Regions from separate parts of the Homo sapiens genome. Here region 2 is linked to region 1. A link is an interaction called in ENCODE POLR2A ChIA-PET data of the cell type or tissue named here. Cell type or tissue: K562. All regions are shown on one strand. Each heading gives the region's core, and the rest is flanking DNA. Links, peaks and the distances in the headings are about the cores only. Region 1 has its middle 44 kb from the start of LMTK2. Region 2 overlaps LMTK2 (lemur tyrosine kinase 2).

Region 1 (5,382 bases), core at 262-5,261:
TTGCAGTGGAAACACTTAAAATCTACTGTTTTAGCATTTTTCAAGAAAACAACATATTGTTATTTTATTTTTATTTTTTGAGGCAGGGTATCTCTCTCTCACCCAGGCTGGAGTGCAATGGCACAATCACAGCTCACTTCAGCCTCAGACTCCTGGGCTCAAGTGGTCCTCTCTCCTCAGCCTCCCGAGTAGCTGAGACTACAGGTGCGCACCACCACGCCTGGCTGATTTTTAAACTTTTTGTAGAGATGGGGTCTCGTTATTTTGCCCTGGCTGGTCTTGAACTCCCGGGCTCAAGCAATCCTCTGGCCTCAGCCTCTCACAGCACTGGGATTACAGGCATGAGCTACCTTGCCCAGCCAATATATTGGTCACCATGTTGTACAACCAATCTCTTGAGCTTATTTCTCTTATCTAACTGAAATTTTGTAAACTTTGACCAACATCTCCCAAACTTCCTCCCCTATCACTACCCCAAGCCCCCTGGTAACCTGGGCTCTGCCATATCACAGAGCAGACGATGGAATAACAGGCCATTCTACTCTGTACTTCTCTGAAATGGACTTTTTCAGATGCCCCATGTAAGTGAGATCACACAGTATTTGTCTTTCTGTGCCTGGCTTATTTCAGTTAACATAATTTCCTCCAGGTTCACCCATGTTGTTGCAAATGATAGGATTTCCTCCTTTTGTGGCTGAATAGTATTCCACGTTTCCTTTATCCATTCATCCAGTGATGGACACTTAGGTTGATTTCACATCTTGGCGATTGTGAATAATGCTGTCAATCAGGAGTGCAAAAGACTTAAAAAAGGAAAAATTTGGCCTGGCGTGGTGGCTCATGCCTGTAATCCCAGCACTTTGGGAGGCCGAGGCGGGCGGATCATGACGTCAGGAGATCGAGACCATCCTGGCTAACATGGTGAAACCCCCTCTCTACTAAAAATACAAAAAATTAGCCAGGCATGGTGGCGGGCGCCTGTAGTCCCAGCTACTCGAGAGGCTGAGGCAGGAGAATTGCTTGAACCCGGGAGGCAGAGGTTGCAGTGAGCTGAGATTGCGCCACTGAACTCCAGCCTGTGTGACAGAGCGAGTCTCCGTCTCAAAAAAAAAAAAAGGAAAAAAAAATTTAAAAGATAATGACGTCATTAACATGAGTGTGCAGATATCTCTTTGATGTACTGATTCTACTTTTTTTTTTTTTGAGACAGAGTCTCACTCTGTCATCCAGGCTACAGTGCAGTGGCACGATCTCAGCTCACCACAACTTCTGTCTCCTGGGTTCAAGCAGTTCTCCTGCCTCAGCCTCCTGCGTAGCTGGGATTACAGGCACGTGCCACCACACCTGGCTAACTTTTATATTTTTAGTAGAGACAGCGTTTGACCATGTTGGCCAGGCTGGTCTTGAACTGCTGACCTCAGGTCTCCCAAAGTGCTAGGATTACAGGCGTGAGCCACCACGCCCCAGCCTGATTCTACTTCTTTTGGCTATATGCCCAGTAGTGGAATTGCTAGATCATATGCTAGGTCATATGCTAAATTTTTAAATTTTTTGAGGAATCTCCATACTGTTTTCCACAGTGGTTCCCATGATGGCTGTACTGATTTACATTCCCACCAACAGTGTGCGAATGTCCCTTTTCTCCACATCCTCACCAACACTTAATCTTTCATCTTTTTTCAAATAGCCATTCGGACAGGTATGAAGTGATATCTCATTGTCAATTTTTTTGAGACAGGGTCTCGCTCTGGAGTGCAGTGGCTCAATCATAGCTCGTTGCAGCCTTGGCCTTCTGAGCTCAAGCAATCCTCCTGCCTCAGCCTCCCAAGTAGCTGGAACTACAGGTGCACACCATCATGCCTGGCTATTTTTTTTTTTTAATTTTTTATGGAGACGGGGTCTCACTTTGTTGCCCAGGCTGGTCCTCCCTCCTATGCCTCCCTCCATAAGGCTTTGTAAGCACTGCCAAGCAAGCTATCTCACGGGCCTTTCTTCTTTGTGCCTGTCACAAGGGCAATTTCACATTTGTTTGTGCTGTTATTTATTTGTTATTTATTTATTTATATATTTTTTGGAGACAGAGTCTCACTCTGTCACCCAGGCTGGAGTGCAGTGGTGTGATCTCAGCTCACTACAACCTCTGCCTCCAGGGTTCAAGCGATTCTCCTTCCTCAGCCTCCTGAATAGCTGGGATTACAGGCGTCTGCCACCACCCCCGGCTAATTTTTCTGTATTTAGTAGAGACAGGGTTTCACCATGTTGGCCAAATTAGTCTTGTACTCCTCAATTCAAGTGACCTGCCTGCCTCAGCCTCCCAAAGTGCTGGGATTACAGACGTGAGCCACTAAGCCCAGCCTTGGCTTGTTATTTTATCAGCACCTGTATCAGGGATCTTTGGGTGACCGAAAGCCGAACACAAGCTGACTTAAGCAAGAAGGGCATATCTTGGGTTATTCACTGAACTCGAAGTCAGGGCAGTGATATGATGGAGCAGCTTACTGACTGTGTGCAATCTCTCCCAAGCCTGAGTTCAATCAGCCTGGTGAGAATATTTACACTATGGAAATTGGCAGATGCTATGAATCAGGGCTCTCTTACCCCTCACCCCAGAGCTGATTGTTAAACATTTACCAGCACACCACTGGATGTTTATTTCAGGTATGGCTGCATACAGAGGCCAAATGATGTCACCAACCCCTGACCTCGCTTTATCTCTCTGGCTTTCCTCTGCTGGCTACTCTCAAGCAGGCTTTCCCTTTATGATATGTGACAGTGGTGACAGTTCTAGCCTGCAAGCTTCCAGGGCAAGTGAAGGGCAAGAGAAAGGACCCCTTTCTCCCATGTCAAAGCCTCATTTTGTCTCTCTAGCTCAAAGTGGATTACATATCTGTTTCTTTTCTTTAAAAACATCGTTTTTGGGCTGGGCGCAGTGGCTCACGCCTGTAATCCCAGCACTTTGGGAGGCCGAGGGGGGTGGATCACGAGGTCAAGAGATCAAGACCATCCTAGCCAACAGGATGAAACCCCATCTCTACTAAAAATACAAATATCAGCTGGGCATGGTGGTGTGCACCTGTAGTCCCAGCTACTCAGGAGGCTGAGGCAGGAGAATCGCTTGAACCCACGAGGCAGAGGTTTTAGTGAGCCGAGATTACACCACTGCACTCCAGCCTGGGTGACAGAGCGAGATTTCATCTTAAAAACAACAACAACAACAACAACAACAACAACAAAATACATTGTTTTCGTTTTTTGTTTTGTTTTTTTTTTTAGAGATGGGTCTTGCTCTGTCACCCAGGCTGGAATGCAATGGTGCAATCATAGCTCAGTGCAGCCTCGAACTCCTAGGCTCAAGCGATCCTCCTGCCTCAGCCTCCTGAGCAGCTGGGTCTACAGGCATGCACCACCACACTCAGCTAATTTTTTAAAAAAATTTTGTTGTAGAGACAGGGTCTCACTATGTTGTCCAGGCTGGTTTCAAACTCCTGGGCTCAAGCAATCCTCCTGCCTTGGCCTCCCAAAGTCCTGAGATTACAGGCATGAGCCGTCATGACTGGTAGATTACATGTCTGTTTCTAAACCAATCACTGTAGCCATTTAAAATTGAGTTGAAAAAAATATATAGCCAGGTGTGGTGGCTCACGTCTGTTGTCCCAGCTGCTCAGGAGGCTGAGGTGGGAGGATCACTTGAGCCCAGAAGTTGGAGGCTGCAGTGAGCCATGATTGTGCCACTGCATACCAGCCTGGGCAATAGAACAAGACCCCCCATCTCAGAAAAAAGGCCAGTGGCAGTTGAAAATTATTTATTGTGTGCCTACTATGTGCCAGGCACTGTTCCAGGCTCTTGAGTTTCAAGATAATCAACATAGGAAAAATCCCCTATGCCTCCAGAACTTATGTTCTAATGAAGGGAGACAGACCAAAACCAAGAATGATCAAAGTCAGGGGTTAAGAAGTGCAACAGAGAGGCTGGGCATGGTGGCTCATCCCTGTAATCCCAGCACTTTGAGAGGCCAAGGAGGGTGGATCATTTGAGGTCAGGAGTTCGAGACCAGTCTGGCTAACATGGTGAAACCTTGTCTCTACTAAAAATACAAAAATTAGCCGGGCGTGGTGGTACATGCCTGTAATCCCAGCTACTCGGGAGGCTGAGGCAGGAGAATTGCTTGAACTTGGGAGGCGGAGGTTGCAGTGAGCCGTGATTGTGCCACTGAACTCCAGCCTGGGTGACAGAGGGAGACTGTCTCAAAAAAAAAAAAAAAAAAAAAAAAAGAAGTGCAATAAAAAATGAAATGGTGGGGAGAGGTAAATATAGAGTGTGGGAAAAAGGCTACAAGTAGAGGGTGGTCAGAGAAGGCTTCACCGAGCAGGTGACATTTGAGTAAATACCCAAATAAAATGAAGAAGCCAGGCACGCAGATGTCAGCATGCGGGGAAGGGTGTTCGGGCAGAGGCAACAGCAAATGCAAAGGCTCTGCGATGAGATGTTGGAGAAAAATCCAGCTCTTGTTTTTTGTTTTGTTTTGTTTTGAGACAGAGTCTTGCTCTGTTGCCCAGGCTGGAGGGCAATGGCGAGATCTTGGTTCACTGCAACCTCTGCCTCCCGGGTTCAAGTGATTCTCCTGCCTCAGCCTCCTGAGTAGCTGGGATTACAGGTGCCTGCTACCATGCCTGGCTAACTTTTTTGTATTTTTAGTAGAGAGGGGGTTTCATCACGTTAGCCAGGCTGGTCTCAAACTCCTGGCCTCAAGTGATCCGCCCGCCTTGGCCTCCCAAAGTGCTGGGATTACAGGCATGAGTCACCGTGCTTGGCCTCAATGAAGCATTTTTGAGTGCTATTTATAACATTTATATTTAATATCGGCATCCCTGAAATTAAAAATATTTTATTAATTTTTTTATTTTTTTAATTTTTAATTAAATTTTAATTTAATTAAATTTAAATTAAATTTTAATTTAATTAAATTTAAATTAAATTTGAATTAAATTTGAATTAAATTAAATTTGAATTAAATTTTAATTAAATTAAATTTTTTAATTTTTAGAGGTAGGGTCTCACTCTGTCACCCAGGCTGGAGTGCAGTGGTGTGGTAAGCTATGGCTCATTGCACCCCGGAACTCCTAGGCTCATGTGATCCTCCTGCCTCAGCCTCCTGAGTAGCTGGGACTACAGGTAAGCACCACCACAGCTGGCTAATTTTTAAAAATGCTTATAGAGACAGGATCTTGTTATGTTGCCCAGGCTGATCTTGAACTCCAGAGCTCAAGCAATCCTCCCACCTCAGCCTTCCAAAGCACTGGGATTACAGGCATGAGCCACCTTGCCCGGTCTAAAAACATTTTAAGAAAAGCGTGCCAGTGATGGTCCAAGTACATTTGGTA
Region 2 (5,382 bases), core at 137-5,136, 110 kb after region 1:
AGGAGTCTGTTCTGTGAACCCAAAAGGAGATTTCTGCTTATTCTCCTCTAGGCTTTTGAGCTGTGCTTTATGTTTAAAAACAACACAATACGTTTAAAATTATTTCTTAGGTCTCCAGGGAAACCAGGCAGTATTTCTTTAGTCAACTTTAAGTAAATCATTTAACTCTTAGTAATCCATTGACCTAAAAAGGAACACCTGTGTGTCTTGACTTGAAGAGATGTGTATGAAGTATTCTATTTTTTATTTATTTATGTATTATTTTTTTGAGACGGAGTCTCTGTCGCCCAGGCTGGAGTGCAGTGATGTGATCTCGGCTCACTACAACCTCCACCGCCAGGGTTCAAGTGATTCTCCTGCCTCAGCCTTCCGAGTAGCTGGGGCTACAGGCACTTGCCACCAGGCCTGGCTAATTTTTGTATTTTCAGTACAGATGGGGTTTCACCATGTTGGCCAGGCTGGTCTCAAACTTCTGACCTCAGATGATCCGTCCGCCTCAGCCTCCCGAAGTGCCAGGATTACAGGTGTGAGCCACTGTGCCTGGCTTGAAGTATTCTTTTTTGTAAAAAGCAGATTTCACAGTAATATGCTTAGTGTGATTCCATTTCTTAAGTATGAAAACACCTGGTCGTATTTCTAGAGGTGTGTGTGTCTTAAACAGGCGTGGAAAAGTACCGTGCCTATCAGACTGTCAACATTCCTTCAAGGGGGGACAGAGGAAAATTATTAACCTTCTTCTTACACATTTATATCTTGTTTGATTTACGATAGTAAACAAATCATTCTGGTAAAGTGTTTTTTTTTTTTTAAAGACTCAAAAAGTTACCAGTTTCTTAAGACCCAAAGCAGAATCCCTTATATGAAGCTTTATAAAGATTTCGTAATGGAGAAAGCCTACATTTAGCTTTTGATGTCTTTTATAACAGGCTGTTATCTAGCATAATTTATATTGTTAATATATCTTACAAAATGCAGATAATTACTAATACTGGTATAGGAATTCTTAAATTTTGGAGAAGGGGGTTTAATTTTAAAAGAGCATAATATTGGAATCAGCAATGTAAAATTATCAAAGACAACTAGAATCTGTATTTTTTAAATTGGCAAAGATATCAGAGTAAATAGTATTTTCCTGTGAGTTTCAAGTTAAAGTTTTACTTAATTTCAAAGTTTGTGGACTTTAGAGCAAGTAAAGATGATGAGTAAATCACATAGTTTGGGTTTTATTCAAGTTCTAAAACTCAAGTTAAAGAAAATCCTTGAGGCCGGGCACGGTGGCTCATGCCTGTAATCCCCGCACTTTGGGAGGCCGAGGCAGGCGGATCACAAGGTCAGGAGATCGAGACTGTCCTGGCTAACACGGTGAAACCCCGTCTCTACTAAAAATACAAAAAATTAGCCGGATGTGGTGACGGGTGCCTGTAGTCCCAGCTATTCGGGAGGCTGAGGCAGGAGAATGGCGTGAACCCGGGAGGTGGAGCTTGCAGTGAGCCGAGATCATGCCACTGCACTCTAGTCTGGGTGACAGAGCGAGATTCTGTCTCAAAAAACAAAAAACCCTTGAAACCATTGACAGCTGTTTCATTTTGTTGTAAAAAAAAAAAAAAAAAAGAAAAAGTAATCATATCTATATTAAATTTCTGTTTGGGGCAAAGTTTTGTGTTTTAAGATCTTTTTTGTCAGTAGCATATCATATAGTATATTTTTAAGTTGGAATTTAGAATATTTATTGGTTGACTTAAAGTAGGACTTCCTCTGTTGGTTGAAAATAGAACAACCTACATGTCCAATTAAAGTTCTTAGCTCCATTTGGAAACTAATCTAGTAAGGCACCCACAGTGAAGTTGTATTTCTACCTATTGTTTAAGAAGAGCCTTAACCTGGAGTCTGAGGAGCCTGTGTCTCTGAAGTCGTGCATGTGACTTTTGGAAAGCCATGTAAACAGCAGGCGCTGCCAGCTTGCTGCTGTGCCATCCCACTTGCCTTGCTGGCCTGGAGCCCAGGACTTCCTGTCCCCTGCCTGCCAGTCTCCTGAGCAGCCTGTCCGTGAGATGCCACCAGGTCGCTGTGATGAGCTGAGCCAGGGGGTTCTCATGGGCGGCCTGCCTCCTCGCAGTGACTCATGGAGCTGGAGACCTGGAGGGGGTAGCCTTGCGGAGTACCTGGGTGACCATTGTGTACAAAAGAACCTCTATAGGATTTGCCAGGTTGTAGCATTACAGTTACTTTCTGCTGTGCAACACTGGGGTTAGTGTGTAGCGAACTTCCACAGCCTGCAGAGTTCAATGACAAGGTGAGAGGTAGAGAAATGCATTTAAAATCCAGTGACAAGGTGAGAGACAGAGAAATACATTTAAAATCAAAGCAAAGTGCACACCTGTTGCTCACTACCGCCCCAGCAGGAGAGTGGAAACGCATGTTCTCATTTGGCAGGGTGTTTGCCGTGTTCCATGCATTTGCAGAACGTTCTGTGAGTAGTGATTTGATCGTCAGGGCCACCCCACGTGCCACGAGGCAGGTGCCATTATTCATCCCAGTTACAGAGGAGAATACTGAGGCTTGGGGTGCTGAGCGGTTGGTCTGTCTCAGCCACTCATTTGATCATTTGATGAGCAGTTTGTACCCACGTGCACATACCGTGTGTGGTCATTTCTGCAGGAGGAGGAAGAGTTACTTTGGGAAGAGTCCAGGTCGGTTTTTGGAAGGAGGTGGCGTTTTAGTGATCCTTGAAGAATGGGCATCAGTTGAAGGCTGGAGGACATTCAGAATTTCTGGAGAAGGGAGTAGCAAGATGATGTATATGGTAGGAGGAAGAGAAAGAAAGGGAGTTTAGGGAAATGTCAGATAGTCCAGTGTTACCAGAAAAGAAGACGCAGGAGAGAAGATAGTGGGAGATAAGAATAGAGACACAGCTTGAAACCAAATTACAGAGGGCCTGAGTGCCAAGATAAGGCCTTCAGGCTGTGTTCTGTAGGCAGTAGGATGGCATGCCCAGAGCTTTGTGTGTGCACGTGCGTGCATGTTTAATCACTATTGCACCTCAGCTTAGGCTGGTTTAGAAAGAGAAGGCACTACCTAAACGAAAACCAAACCGGAATTCATATATGGTGGGTGTCCATGAAGTTTCCTTATTTCCCTTTCTACATGGAAGACTTGCTGAAGGCAGGGATTGTATCTTCCTGACCTTTGTATCTCCCATGATGTATGTCACACAGAAATGAGGAAGGCTTCAAGGGAAAGGAACCAGTTTGACTGCAGCTACAACCCAAGAAGAGATGGAAAGACTGTAATCAGCCGAGTAGCTACACTGGGAAGGTGATTAAAGAGCTTTCATTTTAAAAGGCTCGAGGTCCAGAGGGTTTCATGGGTGTCCTCTGTCTGACCTTTAATGAACAGGTGGCTCCAGTGTATTTAAACTATTCCGGACCATAAAGAAGACGGAAATTTCTATAACTCATATCATGAATCCAACACAAGCTTAATAGCAAAAGATGACATAAAGAAATTATTGACGATTCTCCTGAATGAACATAGACACAAATACTAGCAAACTGCATGTAGCAGTGTGTGAATAAAACAATTAAGACTTATTCTAGGACTATAAGGGTAGATGTGTATTATAAAAATATGTCTACATAATTCATTCCATTGACAGAATAAAAGAGGAGAAATACATTATAGCAATAGATTGCAGAAACATCATTTAGTATAATTCAGCAGCTATTCTGTGTTTACATAGACTATGTAAACATATTCTCCTCTGATGGGAAACATTTCTTCCGACAGGAAAGGAAAGATACAACTTAAATATCATATGGACTAAGACTCAAAACTTTACCAAAACTTAATAGCAATATCATGCTATTGCTAAATGGCAAAATAATAAAGTCCTTTCAATTAAATGAGAAACCAGGCAGAGATGCCCACTATTTCTGTTACCTTCCAACATTTCTTTGGAGGTACTAGCTAATACAAACACAAACTATAAAATTATCAGTTTAAAAATAATAGGCCCAAGAAATAAGGGGGAAAAAAGAAAAAAATAATAATAGGCCAGGCACAGTGGCTCACACCTGTAATCTCAGCACTTTGGGAGGCCGAGGTGGGCAGATCACTTGAGGTCAGGAGTTTGAGACCAGCCTGGCCAACATGGTGAAATCCCATCTCTACTAAAAATACAAAAAAATTAGCCAGGCGTGGTGGCACATGCCTGTAATCCCAGCTACTTGGGAGGCTGAGGCAGGAGAATCGCTTGAACCCGGGAGGCAGAGGTTGCAGTGAGCTGAGATCGCACCACTGCACTCCAGCCTGCATGACAGAGCGAGACTCCATCTCAATAATAATAATGATTTACTGAATGCTTCCCACATGCCAGCTACTTTACACCAACTCTTAAGTGGTAGTGCTGGTTTTCCCGTCTGTGTTACAGGTCAGGAGACGCAGGCACAGACAGGTATACTGACTTGTTCAGGGTCGTGCAACTGGAAGCCAGCAGAGCTGGGATTCAAAGCTACACCGTCTGCCTCCAGATTTCACACTGTTAACCACCGAGCTACACCACACAATCATTGGAAAAGAAGAGAACATTGCCCTTCTTTACTGGTGCCATGGTGTTGGATGTTTAGAAAAACCAAGAAACTGTGCTTTTAAAAAATTAGAATTCATAAAAGAATTTGTTGTGGCTTTTTATAAGACAGTATACATAAGTCAGTAGTTTTTCTCTGTACAGGTGTAATTATGTACCCAGTAGTGAAGGTGGATAAAAACCATTTTATTCTGAATAATGCCAAAATTATAAATTATCTGGGTATATATTATGTGAGAAAGACACAGGACTGTATGAAGAAAACTATGAAATCTTATTGAAGAATGTAAAATAACATGTGGACACATGGAAAGATGCACCATGATTTATGGTGGGGAGGCCACACAAAAATGCCAGTTCACTCAAAGAATTCCCATTCGAATCTGAACAGGGTTTTTATTTATTTTTTATTTTTTTGAGACAGGGTCTCGCTCTGTCACCCAGGCTTGAGTGAGTGCAGTGGCACGATCATGGCTCACTTGCTTGGCCTTGACTTCCCAGGCTCAAGCAATCCTCTTGTCTCAGCCTCGCAGGTAGCTGGGACTATACATATGCACCATCAGTGGTGGACCCTATTCCAGCCAGAGGCGTTTTCCCTAGGGTGTAATAAGAATTTCACACCCTGTGGAAGAACTCTGTGTACCCAAATCCTAGCAGGTGCCTGAGATACACACAGCAGGCACTCAGTAAATGTACCATTGCCCAGCTAGCAAAGACTGACCTAATAAGCAGGGCAAACACTGTCAAAACTCTAGTATAAAGTTGCCTCTGTGTGCTTTATCGGAATCCTCTTGTTT

The links. ChIA-PET counts read pairs that join two places held together with the same protein. Peaks named below come from ENCODE experiments on the same cell type or tissue, not always from the same donor. Only the 100,000 strongest peaks of a DNase experiment are listed, where the experiment ranks them.
Region 2: POLR2A ChIA-PET joins it to region 1 with 5 read pairs; 4 of 35 experiments call an interaction of 5 or more read pairs at or near these places.

Annotation. Positions count from the first base shown.
Region 1 is chr7:98,060,608-98,065,989 of GRCh38, forward strand. No RefSeq gene overlaps it. Among named protein-coding and RNA genes, the nearest start is that of LMTK2, 44 kb to the right of the region's middle. In K562, for the core only: no CTCF peak of the experiment used is centred there; no DNase peak of the experiment used is centred there; H3K27me3 peaks cover 1,480 bases.
Region 2 is chr7:98,172,512-98,177,893 of GRCh38, forward strand. The region is part of intron 7 of LMTK2 (lemur tyrosine kinase 2); the gene reads left to right. Among named protein-coding and RNA genes, the nearest start is that of BHLHA15, 36 kb to the right of the region's middle. In K562, for the core only: no CTCF peak of the experiment used is centred there; a DNase peak (open chromatin) is centred at 2,910.